Regions from separate parts of the Homo sapiens genome. Here all the other regions are linked to region 2. The links are chromatin loops, found by intact Hi-C in ENCODE. Cell type or tissue: chondrocyte. All regions are shown on one strand. Links, peaks and the distances in the headings refer to the core of each region. The heading gives the core; the rest is flanking DNA.

Region 1 (7,351 bases), core at 1,450-6,449, 370 kb after region 2:
CTGGAGTACAGTGACGCAATCTCGGCTCACTGCAACCTCCGCCTCCCGGGTTCAAGCAATTCTCGTGCCTCAGCCTCCCAAGTAGCTGGAATTGCAGGCATACACCACCACATCTGGCTAATTTTGTATTTTTAGTACAGACAGGGTTTCACCACATTGGTCAGGCTGGTCTCAAACTCCTGACATCAGGCCATCCGCCCGCCTTGGCCTCCCAAAGTGCTGAGATTACAGACGCGAGCCATCACGCCCAGCTGGAACCATGTTTTACGCACTTTTGTAGTCCCTGAAGTAAGGCCTTTACAAGCCTTATCTTGCTTAATCATCACAACCACCCTCATGGTAGGTACCATGTCGTTACTATTATGCAAGTAAGTAAATTGAGGCAGAGAGTTAAAGAAACTTGTTCAGAGTTATAAAAAAAAATCAGGATTTTAAAATTTTATTTTTTTCAAGATGAAGTTTCACTCTTATTGCCCAGGCTAAAGTGCTGTAGCTTGATCTCGGCTCACTGAAACCTCCGCCTCCTGGGTTCAAGCGATTCTCCTGCCTTAGCTTGCGGAGTATCTGGGATTACAGGTACCCGCCACCAGGCCTGGCTAATTTTTGTATTTTTAGTAGAGACGGGGGTTTCACCATGTTGGCCAGGCTGGTCTCGAACTTTTTTTTTTTTTTTTTTGAGACGGAGTCTCGCTGTCGCCCAGGCTGGAGTGCAGTGGCGCGATCTCAGCTCATTGCAAGCTTCGCCTCCTGGGTTCAGGCCATTCTCCTGCCTCAGCCTCCCGAGTAGCTGGGACTACAGGCGCCTGCAACCACGCCCGGCTAATTTTTTGTATCTTTAGTAGAGACGGGGTTTCACCGTGTTAGCCAGGATGGTCTCAATCTCCTGACCTCGTAGTGAGGAGCTGAGACTGTAGTGAGCCATGATTACACCACTGCATTCCAGCATTCCAGCCTGGGGGACAGAGACCCTGTATCAAAAAAAAAAAAAAAAAAAAAAAAGGCCAGGTGCGGTGGCTCATGCCTGTAATCCCAGCACTTTGGGAGGTTGAGGCGGGTGGATCACTCGAGGTCAGGAGTTCAAGACCAGCCTGGCCAACATGGCAAAACCCCGTCTCTACTAAAAATACAAAAATTAGCCGGGCATGGTGGTGCATGGCTATAGTCCCAGCTACTTGGTAGGCTGAGGCACGAGAATCGCTTGAACACAAAAGGTGGAGGTTGCAGTGAGCTGAGATCACACCACTGCACTCCAGCTTGGGCAACAGAGCAAGACCTTGCCTCAAAAACAAAACAAAACAAAACAAAAAACAAAAACAAAAAACCACAGCCAGGCGCGGTGGCTCACATCTGTAATCCTAGCACTTTGGGAGGCTGAGGCAGGTGGATCACCTGAGGTCAGGAGTTCAAGACCAGCCAGGGCAACATGGCGAAACCCCGTCTCTACTAAAAGTACAAAAATTAGCCAGGTGTGGTGGCAGTCACCTGTAATCCCAGCTACTCAGGTGGCTGAGGCAGGAGAATAGCTTGAACCCAGGAGGCAGAGGTTGCAGTGAGTTGAGATCTCACTACTGCACTCCAGCCTGGGCGACAAGAGTGAGACTCTGTCTTAAAAAGAAAAAAAAACCAACAGGCCAGGAGCAGTGGCTCAAGCCTGCAATCCCAGCACTTTGGGAGGCTGAGGTGGGTGGATCACTTGAGGTGAGGAGTTCAAGACTGGCCTGGCCAACATGGTGATACACCATCTCTACCAAAAATACAAAAATTAGCAGGGCATGGTGGCACATGCCTGTAATCCCAGCTACTCCGTAGGGTGAGGCAGAATCACTTGAACCCAGAGGTGGAGGTTCCAGTGAGCCAAGATCACACCACTACACTCCAGTGACGAAGTGAGACTCTGTCTCAGAAAAAAAAAAAAAAAAAAGCAACTATTATTAATTAATTACTTGTCCCTATTCCTCTGTATAGCTAGACCACCACTGCTGTAAGTTTAACACTGTAATATGATTTCTTCATGTGTAGGTCACCACTACAATGTAATCTCCTTGAAAGAGGCAGCCACATACAATTTACCTTGTATTTTAGCACAATGCCAGGCATATTGTGGACACTTATTAAGTAACTGCACTGTTTAAATACTACCCACCTTTCAAGGCCCAGTTAAATGTCCATTTCCACCACTTATGTTTACCTAATGAGTCCAGTCAGATTTTCTCTTCTCAGAATTCTACTACTTGACTAACCATATGCTATCTTGCATTATATGTAGAAGTGTCTCAATTAGGTTACATGTTCCTCTAGAGCAGAGATGACCTCTTACACTGTTTATCTGGCCAAAAACAGCTTATTTTTCCAACTGCAAAGCGAGTATTCAGCAGTCACTTGGGACTTAAAATATTGCAGCCCAACCACGGGAGGTCCCACTTTATCTTTACTAGTGAAGTCATCTGTCTTTAATAAAATTCAGCTAACAGCTTATCTCCTGACTCTCCTTCCCTTAGCTTAGCTACTGGAACTCTGCTTAGAACTATAAATCTGCCTGTATTTGTGTGCTGCTGTCATATCTCAGGTTCCCCAGGATGGAAGAGATCTTTCTTTTTAATCTCCCTCAAGACCCAGTAGAGGGCATTATACAGACGAGGGCTGCTTGTGTGGGTGCTGTTGGCTCACTGTGGATATATCCTCAATGGCAACTCTCCAAGTTATTTTTCTTTGCCTGTCTTTGATATGCCCAGCCCACACCAGCTTAAAATAAAAGCTGTTGGACAGTAACGGTGACTTCATCCCTGCCACCCTGTATATTAGATGGCTCAGCTTAGTGGCTTGTCAGCACAATCAGGTTGGAGGAGTGGAAGAACCTTTGATTCAACTCTTTGGGATAAAGACTTTAGAATACATCTAGCTAAAATAATGAGCAGGAATAACTATTAGAAGCATTGCAGAATCAGTTTGCTTTGCTTGCCTAGCCCTACAGTATGGGAGTGAAGGAGATGGACTGTCAAGTTTTAAAATGGGATACATCCTGCCAAGTGTGCAGTGGTGAAGAACTAAAAGGAAAAAAAAAAGGCTAAGGAGTAACATGAAATACAGATAGCCCCAAACATTTTTGGCACCCCAGGCTTCTTAAGGCCACAAATTAAAATTGAGGACCAGGGAAGCCAGGAATAGTGGGAAGAAATAATATAAAAGCCTAAGATACTAACTCAAGCTCTTCAGCTAACTAGCTTTTCTACTTTACAAGTAACTTATCTCTATACCTTAATTTCCTCACTTGTATTAAAATGAAATTGCACTAACTGCTGGGTGTAGTGGTTCACACCTGTAATCCCTGCACTTTGGGAGGCTGAGGTGGAAAGACTGCTTGAGGCCAGGAGTTCAGGAGCAGCCTACACAACAAAACGAGATCCTCTCTACAAAAGAAAGGATGAAAATATATTCTCAGCCAGGCGCAGTGGCTTATGCCTGTAATCCCAGCACTTTGGGAGGCTGAGATGGGAAGAGTGCTTAAGCCTGTGTTCTGAGACTCACCTGGACAACATGGTGAATCCTCATCTCTACAAAAAATAATTAGCCAGGTGTGGTGGTGTGTGCTTGTAGTCCCAGCTACTTGGGAGGCTGAGATGGGAAGATTACTTGAGCCCAGGAGGTTGAGGCTACAGTGAGTGTTTGCACCCTGCACTCCATTCTGGGTGACTGAGCAAGATCCTGCCTCTAAAAAAAAAAAAAAAAAGAAAGAAAGAAAGAAATTGAATGATCCCACATTCAGCCTCATAGACCTCACCTCATTCCCCAGCTGGCAAACACAAACCAGGGATAACATACTCAGGAGGAAATCATGGGATGGCTCACTAACCCCACCACAATAAACACCATTAACTTGTGTCTCTAGTTTAAATTTGTACTTGTTTTATTTTATTCATTTATTTTTTTTAGATGGAGTCTCGCTCTGTCGCCCAGGCTGGAGTGCAATGGCACAATCTCGGCTCACTGCAAACTCTGCCTCCTGGGTTCAAGCGATTCTCCTACCTCAGCCTCCCAAGTAAGTGGGATTATAGGCATGTGCCGCCACGCCCGGCTAATTTTTGTATTTTTAGTAGAGATGGGGTTTCACCATGTTGGCTAGGCTGGTCTCAAACTCCTGACCTCAAGTGATCCACCCACCTTGGCCTCCCAAAGTGCTGGAATTATAGGCGTGAGCCACCGTACACCCGCTGGAGTTTTTTCTCCTTTGGTAACCTTTCTTTTGTACGTTACATTCACAGGCAGCTTTTAACTTCTTTCAGTAGCAGGTTTCCAGCAATGCAGATTGGCACATCATGAGGAAAGAAATCACTCTGCCTCCTGCTGGCCACCAGCAGAAAGACTTGAGTTTCTTTTGGCTTATTACAAAGAAATAATATATTTCTTTTGGTTTGTCACATTTCTCCCTCACAAACATGGGAACTTGAAAAGGAATGGAAGACAGAGGGAAAAGGAGACTGGGCCTCCTTTTCTGCTAAACCTGGACTAGGCTTAGGTGTCAAGAAACCATTTAGATCAAATATCTTAAATGCCTCATTTTGTGAGCCACAAACTGAGGTTGATGCACCTTCTACATTGGTTACAGAAACAAAGGGATGGGCAAGGTTTATGCCAACATTCCTGCTCCCTTTCCTAAGTGATGGTATTGGGGAACTCAGCCGCATCTCACATTAACAATGTCTTCAGTATTGTTTTCTTCCCCCTCCCAAACCCCAATAAAACACACCAACTGCTTCAGAATATTTCTGGGTTGGGTTTTTTCATGGGTTTTTGTTTTGTTTATTTCGAATACTGAAAAAGTCCTTTGGGCTCTGTGGGGTTCCCCACGCTCACGGCTCCTTTCTCCCACACTCACTGCCCTTCTTCCCACAGCAAATCTATTTCAAGGACAGTACTTTTTAAAATGATTAATGTTGAGTTCTCAACTAGCTCTGCAGAACTAGAGGAGCTGTTTGCATCTGTCTGTGCGGATGGAGTTTCTTTTATCTGACACCAGGTCTCCAACCACACTGAAACAAGGCATTTATCTACAGAGCTCAACTAGAACCCCTTTTCATTAGGCTACTCCACTTCCTTCCCCTCATACCTACCCCACATCAGCCACGTGGTTAAGAAGGATAGTCAGGAATGTTTTTACCAACTCCAAGCCCTAATTCATACTCCTCCATATCTCCCACCCCACCCTTTCAACCCCACCCCCACCCCCAGAATTTCATTGATATTTCTCCCAACTGTTATTTGGAAAAAAGGTAAAACAAAAAAGGTTCAAGGTCTTGGTGCTCAGCCCAAGGGGCTCCATGTGCTGGGACACCAACAGGAAAGGGCTTCTGCCTCTCCAGCCCACACCCGAGCCACCTCCTGACCCCTGGCTGCAAAAGCAGGAAGGGGCAGGAGCCAGCACAGGACCCGGGTGGGGCAGGGAGGGGAAGCGTCTCAGGATCTGGCAGAGCCCCGGGCAGCATCATTCAACTTGGCCACTGCGGACGAACACAGAAGAAAAAAAAAAAAAACAACACTGTCAAGTAATAGGGGAAAAAAACCCTGAACTCCAACCCAGTCTCTACCCCATGATTCCTCCACATTTAACAACCATTAGGCTACCTGGCATGTCTCAATCCTATCCATAAGGGAGTTGCAAAAAAAATCAAAAAATAGAATTTCAGTCTTTTCCTATCCACGAAACAACGTTATCTGCCTTTCTGGGATATCCATGGATAACAAACATAGAAAAATAATTCTTTAGATAAGATCAAAATAACTGGAGGTTTCCAGGTGGGTAAGCTGCCTGGCTCAGAGCAGGCTGTTTCAGAGGCATGGCCACAGCTACTTGCAAAGACTGAGGTAGCACAGAGATGAGGTGGTGACTGTGTGGAGGCCAGAACCAGACCACACACATGCTGTTCTGAATGGATTTAATAATCTAGGTTTAATCAAAGCAATTTGCATTTGGATTTTGGAATGACCACTCCTTGCTAAGGAAGCTATGTACTTCATGCTGTGGAAACTGGCAAATACAGAATGTAGCTTGTTTGTTTTCTTAGCCTTGAAGATGACCAGGTAGAGAGACAGAGTGAGACCAACAGTTTTTCTGATTTCCCTGCTCCTCCTATTCCTTCCTAAAAATCAGACTCATTGTGACCAGTAGTCTTGAGGACTCAAGCTGAATGATAGAGAAGGCAGCTCAGACAGAAAAGAAAAAAAGTACAGAATTTGAGAAGATCGGAGATGAAGAAAACGTACAAAATTATATATATATTTATATATATAATAACATGACATATCTATGTACAACATGGCTGGGACAGTTGAAGAAACTATACAATGGTGTTCAGCATTTTCCCCTTCCCAGATGGACTTTAAGGATGACAGCATGAGGAAATGGAGCAAGAAACACAAAAATTATATACAATTACAAGTGACAGTCAAGGAGTTTGGGGACCAGGGAGTCCAGGGATCCTGCTCTCTCCATTCCTTCCTCACCAACTTTCTCCTATCCAATTTGAATGACAGCCTGAACACTGAATGGCCAGTCAGGAGAAAGGCATATACACACCTCATCCCCCCACATGCACATCAGCAAGTCTATCAGTCATTCTCATTGGGCCAAATGTTTGGCATATCAGAATTTGTGATGTGAGAGGGCAAGAGGATTACAGAATCTTGCTCTCTTGAGCATTAGTTCTCACCCTGGTCCTCTCTGTCATAACTAGCAAGTTGCGTTCAATAAAATTCTAGCCAAGCTGGTGGTAACTAGATTGAAGATGCTGGTCACCTGCAACCCCTTTCCTCCACCTGTTCATGAGTCAGCATGGCTACCTCTCCTCATGATAAAAGAGCTGGGTTGCTGAGTTCTGGGGATGCAGAGATTTCTCAGTCTTCCTCCTCTCCCTCCCTAACCACTTTCCCCAGCTTCCTCCAAGGTGAATCATCTTCTAAGAACCTGTTCCTCCAGCCCTGCAGGAGTACTCAGCCCCAGGGGCTAGCTCAGTTTACCCTTCTTCCTCTTTCCCTAACAATATACCTGGCATCAGACTGCATCTGAAACATGGGTCAACACATGTGCATGACTGAGCATGTTTCCTCAGGCCTGCAGCTCCGCTGCCAGAGAAGCTTTTTAGCAGCTAAGGCCCAGAGGTAGGCTGGGAAAGTGGGCTGGGTCAGAGGCAAGAAGCTTCCATGGCTAGCTTCCTAAGTATTTTTTTTTGACCCTCAAGACTGTGATATCTATAAGGTTCTCTTGCCTGAATTTATAATCCCCAAACCTCAATTTACTCTCTCCTCATGTATCCCTCAAATGGTTCCCCTCTGTAGTACTTTCCCAGTATTACAGAGC
Region 2 (7,351 bases), core at 1,437-6,436:
TTTTTTTTTTTTTTTTGTAGACGGAGTCCTGCTCTTGTCGCCCAGGCTGGAGCACAATGGCATGATCTCGGCTCACTTCAACCTCTGCCTCCCAGGTTCAAGAGATTCTCCTGCCTCAGCCTCTAGAATAGCTGGGATTACAGGCACGAGCCACCACACCTGACTAATTTTTGTATTTTTAGTAAAGACGGGGTTTTGCCATGTTGGCCAGGCTGGTCTCGAACTCCTGACCTCATGATGCGCCCGCCTTGGCCTCCCGAAGTGCTGGGATTACAGGTGTGAGCCACCGTGCCCGGCTGTACCTTTTTTTTTTTTAAACGGACAATATCAAATGCTTGTAAAGATGAGGACAACTAGAACTCATACATTGCTGGTGGGAAAGAAAAACTGTATAAGCACTATGAAAAACAGTCTGGGGACCAGGTGCAATGGCTCACGCTGGTAATCCCAACACTTTGGAAGGCCTAGGCAAGAGAATCACTTGAACCTAGGAGATGAGACCAGCCTAGGCAACATGGCAAGACCCCATCTCTATTAAAAAAAATAAAATAGTCTGGGCGCGGTGGCTCACACCTGTAATCCCAGCACTTTGGGAGGCTGAGGCAGGTGGATCATGAGGTCAGGAGTTAGAGACCAGCCTCGCCAAGATGGTGAAACTCTGTCTCTACTAAAAATGCAAAAATTAGCCAGACATGGTGGCACGTGCCTGTAGTCCCAGCTACTTGGGAGGCTGAGGCAGGAGAATTGCTTGAACCTGGGAGGCAGAGGTTGCCAGTGAGCCATGATCATGCCACTGCACTCCAGCCTGGGAAACAGAGCAAGACTCCGTCTCAAAAAATAAATAAATAAATAAATAATAAAATAAAAGAGGCCAGGCATGGTGGCTCATACCTGTAATTCTAACACTTTGGGAGGCTGAGGCAGGAGAATTACTTGAGCCAGGAGTTCAAGACCAACCTAGGCAATATGGTGAAACCTTGTCTCTACAAAAAAATTAAAAAATTAGCTGGGAGTGGTGGCATGAACCTGTAGTCTCAGGTGCTTGGGAGCTGAGGTGGGAGGATCGCTTGAGCCCAGGAAGGGAAGGCTGCAGTGAGCCAAGATCACGCCACTGCACTCCAACCTGGACAACAGAGCCATGCCGTCTCAAAAGAAAAGAAAGTAAAAGAAAAACAGCCCGGCAGTTTTTTTACAAAGTTAAACATACGCTTCCCGTACAATCCAGCACTCAGTATCTATTTATTCCCACTCCTAGGTATTTACTCAAGAACAATAAAAACATATGTCTGCTCAAAGACCTGTACTCAAATACTTATAGTGCTTTTATTCATGGTGACTAGAAAGAAGTGGCTGCGGTGGCTCATGCTTATAATCTCAGCACTTTGGGAGGCCAAGCTGGGCAAATCACTCGAGCCCAGGAGTTCGAGACCAGCCTGGGAAACATGACAAAATTTTGTCTCTACAAAAACTAAGAAAATTTTTAAAACCTGCCAGTCATGGTGGCATGCGCATGTAGACCTAGCTACTCAGGAGGCTGAGAAGAGGATCATTTGAGTTTGAGGCTGAAGTGAGCTATGATTCTGCCACTGCACTCCAGCCTAGGGGACAGAGTGAGACCCTGCTTCCAAAAAAAAAGAGAGAGGCTGGGCGTGGTGGCTCACACCTGTAATCCCAGCACTTTGGGAGGCTGAGGCAGGCAGATCACCTGAGGTAGGGAGTTCAAGACTAGCCTGATCAACATGGAGAAACCCCGTCTCTACTAAAAATACCAAATTAGCCGGGCGTGGTGGCAAATGCCTGTAATCCCAGCTACTTGGGAGGCTGAGGCACGAGAATCACTTGAACCTGGGAGGCAGAGTTTACGGTGAGCCAAGATCATGCCATTGCACTGCAGCTTGGGCAACAGAGTGAGACTCTGTTTTTTTTTTTTTTTTGAGATGGAGTCTCGCTCTGTTGCCCGGGCTAGAGTGCAATGGCGCTATCTCGGCTCACTGCAAACTCCTCCTCCTGGGTTCAAGCGGTTCTCCTGCCTCAGCCTCCCGAGTAGCTGGGACTACAGGCGTGAGCCACCGCGCCCAGCTGAGACTGTACAAAAAAAAGAAGAGAGAGAGAGAGAGAGAAAGAGAAATGCTAATTTCTCTAATGCCAAATCTCTAATGTAGATTTGGACACACCCAGAACTATAGAATCGGGTACTATGGGGGTGAGGTCCAGAAATCTCTATTTATTTATTCTATTTTATCTTTGAGATAGAGTTTTGCTCTTGTCACCCAGGCTGGAGTGCGGTGGTGCAGTCTCGGCTCACCGCAACCTCTGCCTCCCAAGTTCAAGCGATTCTCCTGCCTTAGCCTCCCAAGTAGCTGGGATTACAGGCACCCGCTACCACACCTGGCTAATTTTTTTGTATTTTTGGTGGAGATGGGGTTTCGCCATATTAGCCAGGCTGGTCTCAAATTCCTGACCTCAGGTGATCTGCCCGCCTCGGCCTCTCAAAGTGCTGGGATTACAGACATGAGCCACTGCACCTGGCCAGAAATCTGTATTTTAATAAGCTTTCCAAGTTTAAAAAGCTTTCCAGGTGATTCTGATGCACATTGACATTTGAGAACCAATGGTGTAGGAGAAAGCTCACTGGTGCCTGTGTCCTTGTTCTGGTTTAGCCTAGCAGCTATATGACTAACCATGGCTAAATCCCTAAATCTCTCAAAACTCAGTTTTACAGGGTATAACAAGGGGTTTAGAATGATGCCTGAGGGCCCTTCTGCTCTAAAATTCTGTGAAAGACAGTAAATAAATGTTGCAATTACTAGATTCATTCAATCAACAGTTATGTACCAGGCAGCGTTCTGTTCATGGAATCAATGTATAACACAAAATTGCAACTGAAATAGTGTAACTTATCGCTTATAATTAAATGACTTGCAAATTTTCAGACCACAAACTTTTACCGGTCCTCAATTTACAAGATTCTCATACTACATTTGTTGTGTAATGTGAACTGGAAAACTAAGAAAATGATCCAAAGGGTCATTTTTTCCAAAATTACTTAATTCTTTTTTGTTTGTTTGTTTTTTCTTTTTTGTTTTTGTGACAGAGTCTCACTCTGTCACCCAGGCTGGAGTGCAGTGGAGCAATCTCAACTCACTGCAACCTCCCACTCCCGAGTTCAAGCAATTCTCCTGCCTCAGCCTCCTGCGTAGCTGGGATTACAGGCATGCACCACCACGCCTGGCTAATTTTTGTATTTTTAGTAGAGACGAGGTTTTGCTATGCTTTGGCCAGGCTGGTCTGGAACTCCTGGCCCACCTGCCTCGGCCTCCCAAAGTGCTGGCATTACAGGCGTGAGCCACCACGCCTCATCTCAGTCAAGTTTCAGTATATCTACAAGGACAGGAGATGGCGCCAGAAGGCAGTGAGATGCTTGGTTTTGGTTTTAACGGTTTTAGCCAATGCAAGCAAGGAAAGGGCTTGAGAGAGAGGTCAGAACTAAAACAAAGGTGCCAGAGTTTGAGTGGAAACTAAGACTGAGTGGGGAGAGGGAGCTGTGTCAGTTTTTTTTTTTTTAACTTACATATAAGGGTCCCCTTGACACCTACTCCAAATCAGCACAGCTAGAAAGCAACAAAAGAAATATCCACAGTAAAGCCAAAGATCAAGATAAAGTCAAGTGCCTGGAGGACGGCGCTCGCCTTCTGGCTCCCTCTGTCCTAGAAAGGAGGGCCTTTGTCGTCTGGGAAGCATAAGCACCTGGATGCGTTGCTCACCCAAGATCAGGGAAGTGTTGATTCCAGGCTAAGATATCTTTGTGAAACAATGTTCAGTTGCGTAGGCAAAATCCCAAAGCCCAGCAGCAGTGAAATACCTCCCAGAAGGAACCACATACACAAAGCATTTTAAATTAAAATTTAAAAATTCATAGACGAGCCAGGAGGTGGCGCCTGGCAAGACACGCTATCTGCCTTGGAAATCGGAATCTCAGCTCAGCGCTCCAGGGGAACTCTGTTCCGGCAGAGGTCATTCTGTTCAGACCTCTTCTTTCCTACTAAATCTCTTCTTTCATACCAAGATGTCTCTGCTTTCTTTTTTTGTTTCTTTGTGTTAAGTACCCTGATTCCCGGGAAATCTAATTTATACTTCAAGTCTTTTACTCTTCTTAGATGGGATGGATGGGGCTTTGGGGAACCTCAAAACATAAAACTTTCCTGAAGGGGACAAATAACTCAGAGGGTGATAGGAGAAGAAAAAGGGAAATGACATCAGCAAAATGGCTTGGCTTTGCAGATCAATCACAGGGGATAGAAAGGCACAGTGAGCTCCTGTCTCTGCAGGAGCTGATGATCCAGCACATGCATTATTCTGTTCATTTGGCTTTTATCCTGCTCCCTTATTTAGCTTCTGCTCCCTTTGTTTGGCTATTTATTGCTACTCGGCAGGAGCAAGGAGGGCAGAGGGAGCTTCAGATGGGTGCATCCTCCTGGCTGGTGCCTCTGGTGAAGAGCATGGAGGAGAAAGAGGTTTCAATGTCTGGCTTGAAAGTATCTGTGGGTTTCACATTCTCTAACGAGGGATTTAGGATGTACATTCCAATCGGGATTTCCAGTCCCGTGGGGAGCAAACATCAGTTCACATTCCTGAGACGTGCAGCCTCCATGCTCCACGGACGCAGCTCCTTGGTGGCAGGTTTCATTCAGTGCCACATGTCCTGCCTCAGCCCTTTGTTGGGCTGGAAGGAAGACCCTGAGCCCCTCTTCCATCTGGATCACATGGTCTCTCCAGACCCTCCCCTCTCTTTCTCTGGAAACCACCTTTTTCTGATGGTGGTAGTGATTGTTCCTAAAGTCTCTCCTTTCCTCCTGCCCTGGCCTCTCTGCCGGAGGTCAGTGTCCTCTTCAGTGACAAAAGCCGCCCTAGATCTGGGCTCCCTGGAGAGGGAGGTGGCTGGGTCTGGCAGTTACAGCCGCTGTCTCTCCATGGTGCTGCTACACCCCTCCCCCACTGGGCATACAAATGGGCTTTATCCAGCAAACAACGCTCCCTCCCCGCACTCCCCCCACCCCAGGCCACACAGGCACGTGGACCCAGGCCTCACCGTGGGAAGGGGGTGGTGGCAGGCACAGAAGAGATTGCTCCAGATGAGTTCTCCTTGCCTCACTTCTCTTCCTTAGAACTTAGGACACAACTCAGGTTTTAGTTATTGACTTCCTCCACCCCTCCCCTGCACCCTGAGTCCCTAATTCCTTCTTGTTATATATCTCCTAATTCTGGACTCTTCCCATTCCAGGGCAGCTCAGATTATGCAGGGAATTGGGAACAGGTACCCCCACCATCTGCCGCATACCACCCAGGGAGCTGCTCCTCAGAGGAGAAATCAGGCGGGGGGATGAAAATACAGTGTCCTTTTGAGGGGGCTGAGTTGAACCCCAAAGCCCCTTCCTTGACCCTGCCTGCTCCAGGGAACACCCATCTAAACAGCATCTGTGTGACTAGCAGAGGAAGGAAGAGCTCACCCCAGCTGGGCTCCTGAGCCAGGGCCAGGGCTCCAGTGAAACTTGCCGCGCTCCAGCTCCGAGTGGGGCCATCCTGCATGCCTAATTGGCTATTTAAGGAGCTGTTCACCAGCAGCCCAGGCAGCACCCCCGTCCCCACATACACCAGTTCAGAGCCACCTTAAAAGCAGGAGGCAGTTGTAAAGTCGCTGGCCAGCTAGTGGAGTGGAGACTGCAGAGGGAGATAAAGAGAGAGGGCAAAGAGGCAGCAAGAGATTTGTCCTGGGGATCCAGAAACCCATGATACCCTACTGAACACCGAATCCCCTGGAAGCCCACAGAGACAGAGACAGCAAGAGAAGCAGAGATAAATACACTCACGCCAGGAGCTCGCTCGCTCTCTCTCTCTCTCTCTCACTCCTCCCTCCCTCTCTCTCTGCCTGTCCTAGTCCTCTAGTCCTCAAATTCCCAGTCCCCTGCACCCCTTCCTGGGACACTATGTTGTTCTCCGCCCTCCTGCTGGAGGTGATTTGGATCCTGGCTGCAGATGGGGGTAGGTACAACTAAATGTCTGTGTGTGGATTTGTGCTGATGTTCACATGTCGCCAGGTGTGCTTAATGGGGGGAGGAGAGGTGTGAAAGGAAGCCTAGAGGCTGGAATAATAGGCTCAGAGATGAGGAAAAAAGAGTGGGGTGTGGAGGAGACCACTTCCCTTCTTTACCTTTTGTCTCTCCAGCCTTGTTGTTATTGGAGGTCGGGGAGAACTAGCGGCAGGCAGGCAGAGTGTGTACACATGCAAGTGCTGGAATCTCTTTGCAGGCTACAGATTTTCTCCAGAGCTCTTTCCCCCACTGCCCTGGTCCCAGGCAGGACTCCTGGACTTCTTTATTTACAAACTCCTCCAAATAGGGAGTCAAAGAGGCCTGGAGTAAAAAGATGGATAGATGGGGGTAGGGGGAAGAATACTTCCTGCCCAACTCAGACCCTGATCTCCAATTCATCCCCTTTTGGCCAAGATTCCCTCTTCATTCTGTGGAGCGACTAACTCCCCAGTTATCCTCTGAAAGTGGCAGTAAGAGTCAACATTTGTTTGACATTTTACAGTTTACAAAGGACTTTCAGGAGCTCCCAGGAGATGAGGAGGGATTCTTGGGAGAACAGGCTGAAGCGCTCCAGGAGTGTCCCCAGGAACTCCTAGACCTCATTTTTGTGTTTCCTGTGCCTAGCACAGTGTCCAGCACATACTAGGTGTGTAACTGAGGTTTGTGGAAAGAGCAGGGTGAGGTGGGTGTCCAGAGAGCAGAAGGCAAATGCAGAGAGGATGGGGGCAGGCAGGCAGCCAAATGGAGAGTCACAAATCTCATCTGAGGAGAAAGAAAAAAAGAGGGAAAGAGGAGGAAGAGACAGAATAAGTGTGTTGAGGCTCTGACCAGAGTGGACAGGCACCTTTACAGACCAGGGAGTTTGAGTTGTTGGGGGGTCCCACAGATATGGTAAAATGAGAGGCTGCCTCCAGCTCTCCCTTGGGCTAGCAGAATAGGTCAAGGATAAGAGCAGGACATCTCACAAGTTTGAGGAATTTAAGGGAATAAGAGACAGAGAGAGGAAGGAATTTAGGATTTTTCTCCAGAGTTTCTAGTAGTATGAATATTGCAGCATAAACCATGAAGGCCTTCGTTTTCTTCTTGAGGCAGTTTGGCCGTAGGGAGGGGCTGGACCTGCAGACCCTCAGCCTTTGCGTCAGACAGGACTGCACGAGAGCCTGGCATGTGACCCAGCTGGCAGCTCTCTTCTCTACACACAATGCTTCACTTTCATCCTGTCCCTGCCAGCCTGGCTGCCTGTGCCCACCCACCACCCTCAA
Region 3 (7,351 bases), core at 1,450-6,449, 280 kb after region 2:
CGCTGTCGTCCTCTGAGCATGCCCCAAGCTCTTCTGAGCCCCGCACCTTCATAGAAAGAGGCACCTGGCTGGCCCCAACAGGATCGCTTTGCTCAGACCTGAGTTCTTATGAAGGGTTCAGTCCCAAAGTCTTGGTTGGTCATTTTGCTTTCAGTCAAAGTTCACCTCACTATGCCTGGTATCTGTGCCCCCCCAGCCCCCACTCAGGAGATGGAGGCTGAGATAGAAATGTGCTCTCTAGCCTGGCACAGTGGCTCAAGCCTGTAATCCCAGCACTTTGGGAGGCCAAGGTGGGCGGATCATGAGGTCAGGAAATCGAGACCATCCTGGCCAACATGGTGAAACCCCGTCTGTACTAAAAATACAAAAATTTGCTGGGTGTGGTGGCGCGTGGCTGTAATCCCAGCTACTCAGGAGGCTGAGGCAGGAGAATCGCTTGAACCAGGGAGTTGGAGGTTGCAGTGAGCTGAGATCATGCCACTGCACTCCAGCCTGGCAACAGAGCAAGACTCTGTCTCAAAAAAAAAAAAAAAAAAATGTCCTCTCTAACTCTCTCCAGAATCTTGGCTGGAATTGACTTTGCCTCCCCACAAATAGGCTCTGGCCTGGCCTTCAGGACCCACCTGTTCTCAGCAATCAGCCAGCCCCTCCTGGTGTTCAGATCCCCAGTAATCTGGGTCCACGAGCCGGGGAACAGAGTTGACTGGTGATGACAGGTCCCTGGCAGGATGCAAAGCGGCTGAGGGCCTCCTGGGCCAGCACTTGGGTAAACCAAAGTGCTGCTCTCCTCTGCTTGAGAACAATTGGGACTGTTGCATAGCTTCCTCCTGAGGCCTTCGAAATGGCTTCCTCTGAGGGATAAGAGCACAGTCACCCAAACTTGTGTTGACAAACAGTATTTTTATGCCAAATCTTCTAACTTGATTTTTTTTTCTTTTTGAGACCGAGTCTCACTCTGTTATCCAGGCTGGAGTGCGGTGGCGCAATCTCAGCTCACTGCAACCTCCGCCTCCCAGGTTCAAGCAATTCTCCTGCCTCAGCCTCCCAAGTAGCTGGGATTACAGGCGCCCGCCACCACGCCTGGCTAATTTTTGTATTTTTAGTGGAGACAGAGTTTCACCATGTTGGTCAGGCTGATCTCGAACTCGTGAGCTCATGCGATTTGCCAGCCTTGGCCTCCCAAATTGCTGGGATTACACGCGTGAGCCACCGCGCCCAGGCTCAAATCTTCTAACTCTAAATTAAATAGTAATACAAATAGCCAATATGTGTGTGGGACTTATGGTGGGCCAGGCACTGTTCAGTTACGGGCTTTATGTGCATCTTTTCATTTAAACTCCACAGAACCCTGACGCTTGGCATGGTCCATGGCCCCCTCCACACAGCCAGTTGGCCAGGGAGCCGAGGCAGCCTGTAAACGCTCTGCCTGGAGCTGCTCGTAAACAAAAACAGAGTGATCCACAAAAGGGCCCCAGAGTCTGGCACTGAATGGAATCCTACCTTCGGTCCAGCAACTGGAGAACGAAAGTCCACATCCTGATGACTGGTTCTGCACCTGGGGCTTAGAGCACATAGCAAGGGGCTGAGAAGCAGCCACCACATAATCAGTGACTGCAATTTCATCACACAGTCCTCCATGCCAGGCCCTGTGGGGAAACCAAGATATGTAAGGCAAGCCCTGCTCTTCGGAATTTCTAATCTCAGTACTGAAAAGTTAATAACATAAGGACGCAGCCTATCTGTGGTAACACCATGGCATGAGCTGTGTGGATTCCAAGTGCTGAATGAAGCTGGAAGGGCAGAGGTCACATCGGGCCAGTATGTGCTTCTTGGAAGAGGTGGCATTTGAGTCACTTGAAGAATGAGCAGGAGATGAGGGATGGGAAGGAGAAGGCATTCCTGGGATGCCATGAGCAAAGTGTCACAGTTTTGCATTGATCACTGTCATCCATGTAAGAGCAAGGACAGCTCAGGCAGGTGGTGGCCATAGAATGGAGGTGGACACATAAATATGTGGAGAAAGAAGGAAGTCTTTGGGTTAAAAGGCCAAGACTTGACACCTGTGAGGACCTGGAATCTAACCCTGTGTTTGTCTGTAAACCCAAGGCAAGTCACCCTTCTTCCGAGGCACAGTTTCTTCACCTGTAAAATGAAGGGACTGGGCAAGACGGTTTCTAAAGTTCCTAGGGCCAGGTGCAGTGGCTCACGCCTATCTTCACAATACTTTGGGAGGCTGATGCAGAAGGATCACTGGAGCTCCCTCAAGACCAGCCTGGGGAACACAGGAAGAACCTTGTCTCTACAAAAAATTAAAAATATTAGCTGGACATGGTGGCAGGACCTGTGGTTCCAGCTACTCAGGAGGCTGAGTGGGGAGGATATTTTGAACCTGGGAGGTCGAGGCTGCAGTGAGCTGTGATCACACCACTGCACTTCAGCCTGGGCAATAAATAAATAAACAAGTAACAAAGTTCCTTACTACTTTAGAATCAGGGTAGAAAGGAGTGAAGATGACTTTAGGATTTTGAAGAACAGGCCCAGCAGCAGGAGGTGAGGAGTCTGGAGAACAGCAGATCTGGGGAGAGGCCTTCAGCTTTAGATAAAATGCGTGGACCCCTTCACGACTCTTCCTTCTGCTGGGGTCCTCCAGCGCTGCCACAGGCTGACCCGTTCTCAGACTTGCATGGGACGTGTGTTGCCTCCCTACGTCTCTCCCTGAGATGTGAGCCTGGCTACATCAAGGCCAGAGCAATGAGAGGCAGTGGCCCTTGCCCCAGCTTTTCCCCAATGAGGAAGCACCATCATCACCAACACCATCTTGCCACGATAGCACTGGAGAGCCTGCAGGTGAAGGTGGGGATCCCCTAAATTCACAATTAAGTTCCTTTACCCCAGGGAAATGGGCACTGGAAACAGAAACAGGCTGTTATTGAGAAATCAATTAACATATGGTCCCTGCATACTTCTGTTTGAGGGCCCCAATTAGCTCATACCTGGTTCACAGGCAAACTTTCCAACAAACGGGGCAGATCTCATACTGGGTGTGTATAAGAGCCCCTGTGGAGGCTGGGCACAGTGACTCACAACTGTAATCCCAGCACTTTGGGAGGCCAAGGCGGGAGGATCGCTTGAGCCCAGGAGATCCAGGCTGCAGTGAGCTGAGGTCATGCCACCGCACTCCAGCCTGGGTGACAGACACCCTGTCCCAAAAAATAAAGAAGAACCCCTGTGGAGCTCATGAACAGGACCACCCAGAGGAGGGGACCAGGCACCTTTATTTTCATAACCTCCCAGGCAATTGTTAGGCACACTAAAGTGAGAGACTCTTTGGGGAGGATAGAGCTGCCCAGAGGGTTTGGGCTGGGAGAGCGGTGGGGCAGGGGCCCTCCCAAGAGGCAACAGGCTCCTCAGAGTGAGACTGAGCTGTCTCTCCACAGAGGGCAGGGGAGGGAGGGTGGCCCTGGGCAGAGGGGCTGAAGCTGGAGAGGCAGTGGAGGCCGGAGGGCACAGGCTTTGCGGCTGAGCAAGGGGCCAGGGCCAGATCCTGAAGCTGACGGGACAGGGGGCGCTGTGAGCAGGGACGGGAGGCCTTTCTGAGGCAGGAAAATCACTTGAACCCAGGAGGCGGAGGTTGCAGTGAGCTGAGATCATGCCACCACACTCCAGCCTGGGCAACAGAGCGAGACTCCATCTCAAAAAAAAAAAAACAAAACAAAAAGCAGATACACACCTTCCCGTCCACCCTTTGTCCACTGAGATGAGCTGGGCCTGTGGTGGGAGGGGTGAGCACCTCCTGCCTCAACTTGCATTTCCTTCCCAGCAGGCCCGGGCTCTCCTGCCTCTGACTTCAAGTCCTTGGTACGTATGAAATTCCTGCCTCTCCTCTGGCCGCCCTGCCTGCCTCCCTGGCTGCAGTTACAGTTTTGTCCCTTGTTCCTACCCTTTTATGTCTGCCTTTCTCAGGCCTTCAGCCCAATGTGTCAAGATTAATTTGATACCAAATTGGCTTTCTCTGGAAATTCAAGGAAAACTTCTAGGCACAAGAACAAGATTCCTTTGGGGAAAATGCTCATGGCCCCTTCCTCAAGGCAGTCCTGGGGTTGGATCCTTGACCCGACCCAGGCCGGGATAGCACCCTGGAGGGGGAGGCCCTGTCTGGAGGGAAACAGCTCGCTCAGGGTCTTGCACCCGCCCGCCCCACCTCCAACCCTGTGCCCTGCTCTTGACAGAGAGAGACAGGCCCTCCTCAAAGTATGACTAGGGCCCTTCTCACCCCCAGAGCTCACCTCTCTGTAAGGCTCTGCTCTGCTGGAAAAAAATTCTTCATTTACTTTTGGACTGGGGCGACAGATTGCAATTTGGGGCCATCATGGTTGGATGTTTATGTTCTCGGAGGAGCCTCTTTGGGGAAGGAAACTGGGTTTCTCTCACCTTCCTTATTTGAGACAAAATGTACTATTTCTTGCTCTTAATTCAGCATCTACAATTGTCCTGGGAATTGGGTGCAGTGCCATGGGGTCAGGACAGTAGTGTGATTCCAGACTCCAGAACAAAACAATAGGATGCTCTGTTTTCTCAAAATGCCTTGAGTCCTCAGGCCTGGCCCCCCAACCACTAGGCAGCGCCTATCCTTCCTCTGTGGTCTCACCCCTCTTCCCAGATCATTTGCCCTCACAACCACCTCACATTCTGTCCAGAACCCCCAAGCACAAGGAGCCTGCCAAGCTGGGAAGTCATCACAGAACTCAGTTCTACTGGCATATCTGCCACCAGAATTCGCAGTAAAGAGGACAGGTTCTGGTTGGGTGCATGGCTCATGCCTGTAATCCCAACACTTTGGGAGGCCAAGGTGAGAGGATCATTTGAGCCCAGTTCAAGACCAGCCTGCACAACATAGTAAGACTCCGTCTCTACAAAAATTTTTTTTAATTAGCCGGACGTGGTTGTGCACACCTTATAGTCCCAGCTACTCAGAAAGCTGAGGCAGAAGGATTGCATGAGCCCCAGAGTTTGAGGCTGCAGTGAGCTATGATCACACCACTGCACTCCAGCCTGGGCAACAGAGTGAGATCCTGTCTCAAAAAAAAAAAAAAAAATGAGAAAGAAGAAAGAAAGAAAGGGCCAGGCATGATGGCTCATGCCTGTAATCCCAACACTTTGGGAGGCTGAGGTGGGTGGATCACTTGAGGTCAGGAGTTCAAGACTAGCCTGACCAAAATGGTGAAACCCCGTCTCTACTAAAACTACAAAAATTAGCTGGATGTGGTGGCAGGCTCCTGTAATCCCAGCTACTACGAGGCAGGAGAATGGCTTGAACCTGGGAGGTGGAGGTTGCAGTGAGCTGAGACTGCACCACTGCACTCCAGCCTGGGCGACAGAGCAAGGCTCCATCAAGAAAGAAGGAAAGAAGAAAGAGAGAGAGAGAAAGAAAAGAAAAGAAAGAGAGGAAGGAAAGAAGGAAGGGAGGGAAGTGGAGGGAGGGAGAGAGAGAGAAAGAAAAGAAAGAAGGGAGGGAGGGAGGAAGGAAGGAAGGAAGGCAGGCAGGCAGGCAGGCAGGCACGAAGGCCCGGCACGGTGGCTCACTCCTGTAATCCTAGCAGTTTGGGAGGCCCAGGCAGGTGGATCACCTGAGATCAGGAGTTCGAGACCAGCCTGGCCAACATGGGGAAACCCCATCTCTACTAAAAATACAAAAAATTAGCTGGGCATGGTGGTGCACACCTGTAATCCGAGCGACTCAGGAGGCTGAGGCAGGAAAATCACTTGAACCCGGGAGGTGGAGCTTAAAGTGAGCCGAGATCGCGCCATTGCACTCCAGCCTGGGTGACACAGCGAGACTCCAAAAAAAAAAAAAAAAAAAGAAAAGAAAGAGGGAGAAGGGGGTGAAAGAGAGAGAGAGAAAGCAAGAAAGGGAAGAAGAGAGAGAGAGAGAGAGATAGAAGGAAGGAAGGAGAGAGAGAAAGAAAAAGAAAAGAGATAAGAGAGGGGCCAGGCGTGGTGGCTCATGCCTGTAATCCCAGCACTTTGGGAGGCTGAAATGGGCAGACCACCTGAGGTCAGGAGTTCGAGGCCAGCCTGACGAACATGGTGAAACCCTGTCTCTACTAAAAATACAAAAATTAGCTGGGCATGGTGGTGGGTGCCTGTCATTCCAGCTACTTGGGAGGCTGAGGCAGGAGAATCGCTTGAACCCAGGAGGTGGAGGTTGCAGTGAGCCCTGAGACCACACCATTGCACTCCAGCCTGGGTGACTGGAGCAAGACTCCATCTAAAAAAAAGAAGAAAAAAGAAGGCCAGGCGTGGTGGCTTATGACTGTAATCCCAGCATTTTGGGAGGCCAAGGTGAGTGGATCACGAGGTCAAGAGATCGAGACCATCCTGGCCAACATGGTGAAACCCTGTCTCTACTAAAAATACAAAAAAAATTAGCTAGGCATGGTGGCGTGTACCTGTAGTCCCAGCTACTCGGGAGGCTGAGGCAGGAAAATCGCTTGAACCCAGGAGGCGGAGGTTGCAGTGAGCTGAGATCATGCCACTGCACTCCAGCCTGACAACACAGCGAGACTCCATCTCAAAAAAAAAAAAAAAAAAAAAAAGCCAGGTGCAGTGGCTCACACCTGTAATCCCAGCACTTTGGGAGGCCGAGGCAGGTGGATCACAAAGTCAAGAGATCAAGATCAGCCTGACCAACATGGAGAAACCCTGTCTCTACGAAAAATACAAAATTAGCTGGACATAGTGGTGCAGGCCTGTAATCCCAACTACTCGGGAGGCTGAGGCAGGATAATCGCTTGAATCAGGGAGGCAGAGGTTGCAGTGAGCTGAGATCATGCCATCGCATTCCAGCCTGGGCAACAAGAGCAAAACTCCGTCTCAAAAAAAAAACAGAAAGAAAGAAAAGAAAGGGCCGGCACGGTGGCTCACGCCTATAATCCCAGCACTTTGGGGGCGGATCACCTGAGGTCAGGAGTTCGACACCAGCCTGGCTAACATGGTGAAACCCCGTCTCTACTAAAAATACAAAAATTAGCCGGGCATGGTGGTGGGTGCCTGTAATTCCAGCTACTTGGGAGGCTGAGGCAGGAGAATCGCTTGAACCCAGGAGGTGGAGGTTGCAGTGAGCCCTGAGATCACACCATTGCACTCCAGCCTGAGTGACTGGAGCAAGACTCCATCTAAAAAAAAGAAGAAAAAAGGCCAGGCGTGGTGGCTTATGACTGTAATCCCAGCATTTTGGGAGGCCAAGGCGAGTGGATCACGAGGTCAAGAGATCGAGACCATCCTGGCCAACGTGGTGAAACCCTGTCTCTACTAAAAATACAAAAAAAATTAGCTGGGCATGGTGGCGTGC

Evidence for each region. Hi-C counts contacts between places; a loop is a spot of excess contacts. Peaks named below come from ENCODE experiments on the same cell type or tissue, not always from the same donor. Only the 100,000 strongest peaks of a DNase experiment are listed, where the experiment ranks them.
Region 1: it touches region 2 in a loop (3-fold over the local background); 5 of 110 quality-filtered maps call a loop at or near these places.
Region 3: it touches region 2 in a loop (5-fold over the local background); 16 of 110 quality-filtered maps call a loop at or near these places.

Annotation. Positions count from the first base shown.
Region 1 is chr1:150,617,365-150,624,715 of GRCh38, forward strand. It overlaps ENSA (endosulfine alpha), which reads right to left. Exons shown (of 4, transcript NM_004436.4): 4 at 4,761-5,495. The coding sequence ends at 5,480. Among named protein-coding and RNA genes, the nearest start is that of ENSA, 8.6 kb to the right of the region's middle. RefSeq lists a silencer at 5,289-5,583. In chondrocyte, for the core only: CTCF peaks have their summits at 2,631 (motif pointing right), 2,833, 4,349 (motif pointing left) and 4,557; no DNase peak of the experiment used is centred there.
Region 2 is chr1:150,252,145-150,259,495 of GRCh38, forward strand. It overlaps CA14 (carbonic anhydrase 14), which reads left to right and starts at 5,630. Exons shown (of 11, transcript NM_012113.3): 1 at 5,630-6,039. The coding sequence starts at 5,985. RefSeq lists an enhancer at 3,820-4,514. In chondrocyte, for the core only: CTCF peaks have their summits at 3,428 (motif pointing right), 3,902 (motif pointing right) and 4,103; no DNase peak of the experiment used is centred there.
Region 3 is chr1:150,534,323-150,541,673 of GRCh38, forward strand. FALEC (focally amplified lncRNA regulator of ECM1) reads left to right here. Exons shown (of 6, transcript NR_186305.1): 6 at 1,345-2,466. Among named protein-coding and RNA genes, the nearest start is that of ADAMTSL4, 11 kb to the right of the region's middle. RefSeq lists an enhancer at 1,014-2,213. In chondrocyte, for the core only: CTCF peaks have their summits at 3,557 and 3,762; no DNase peak of the experiment used is centred there.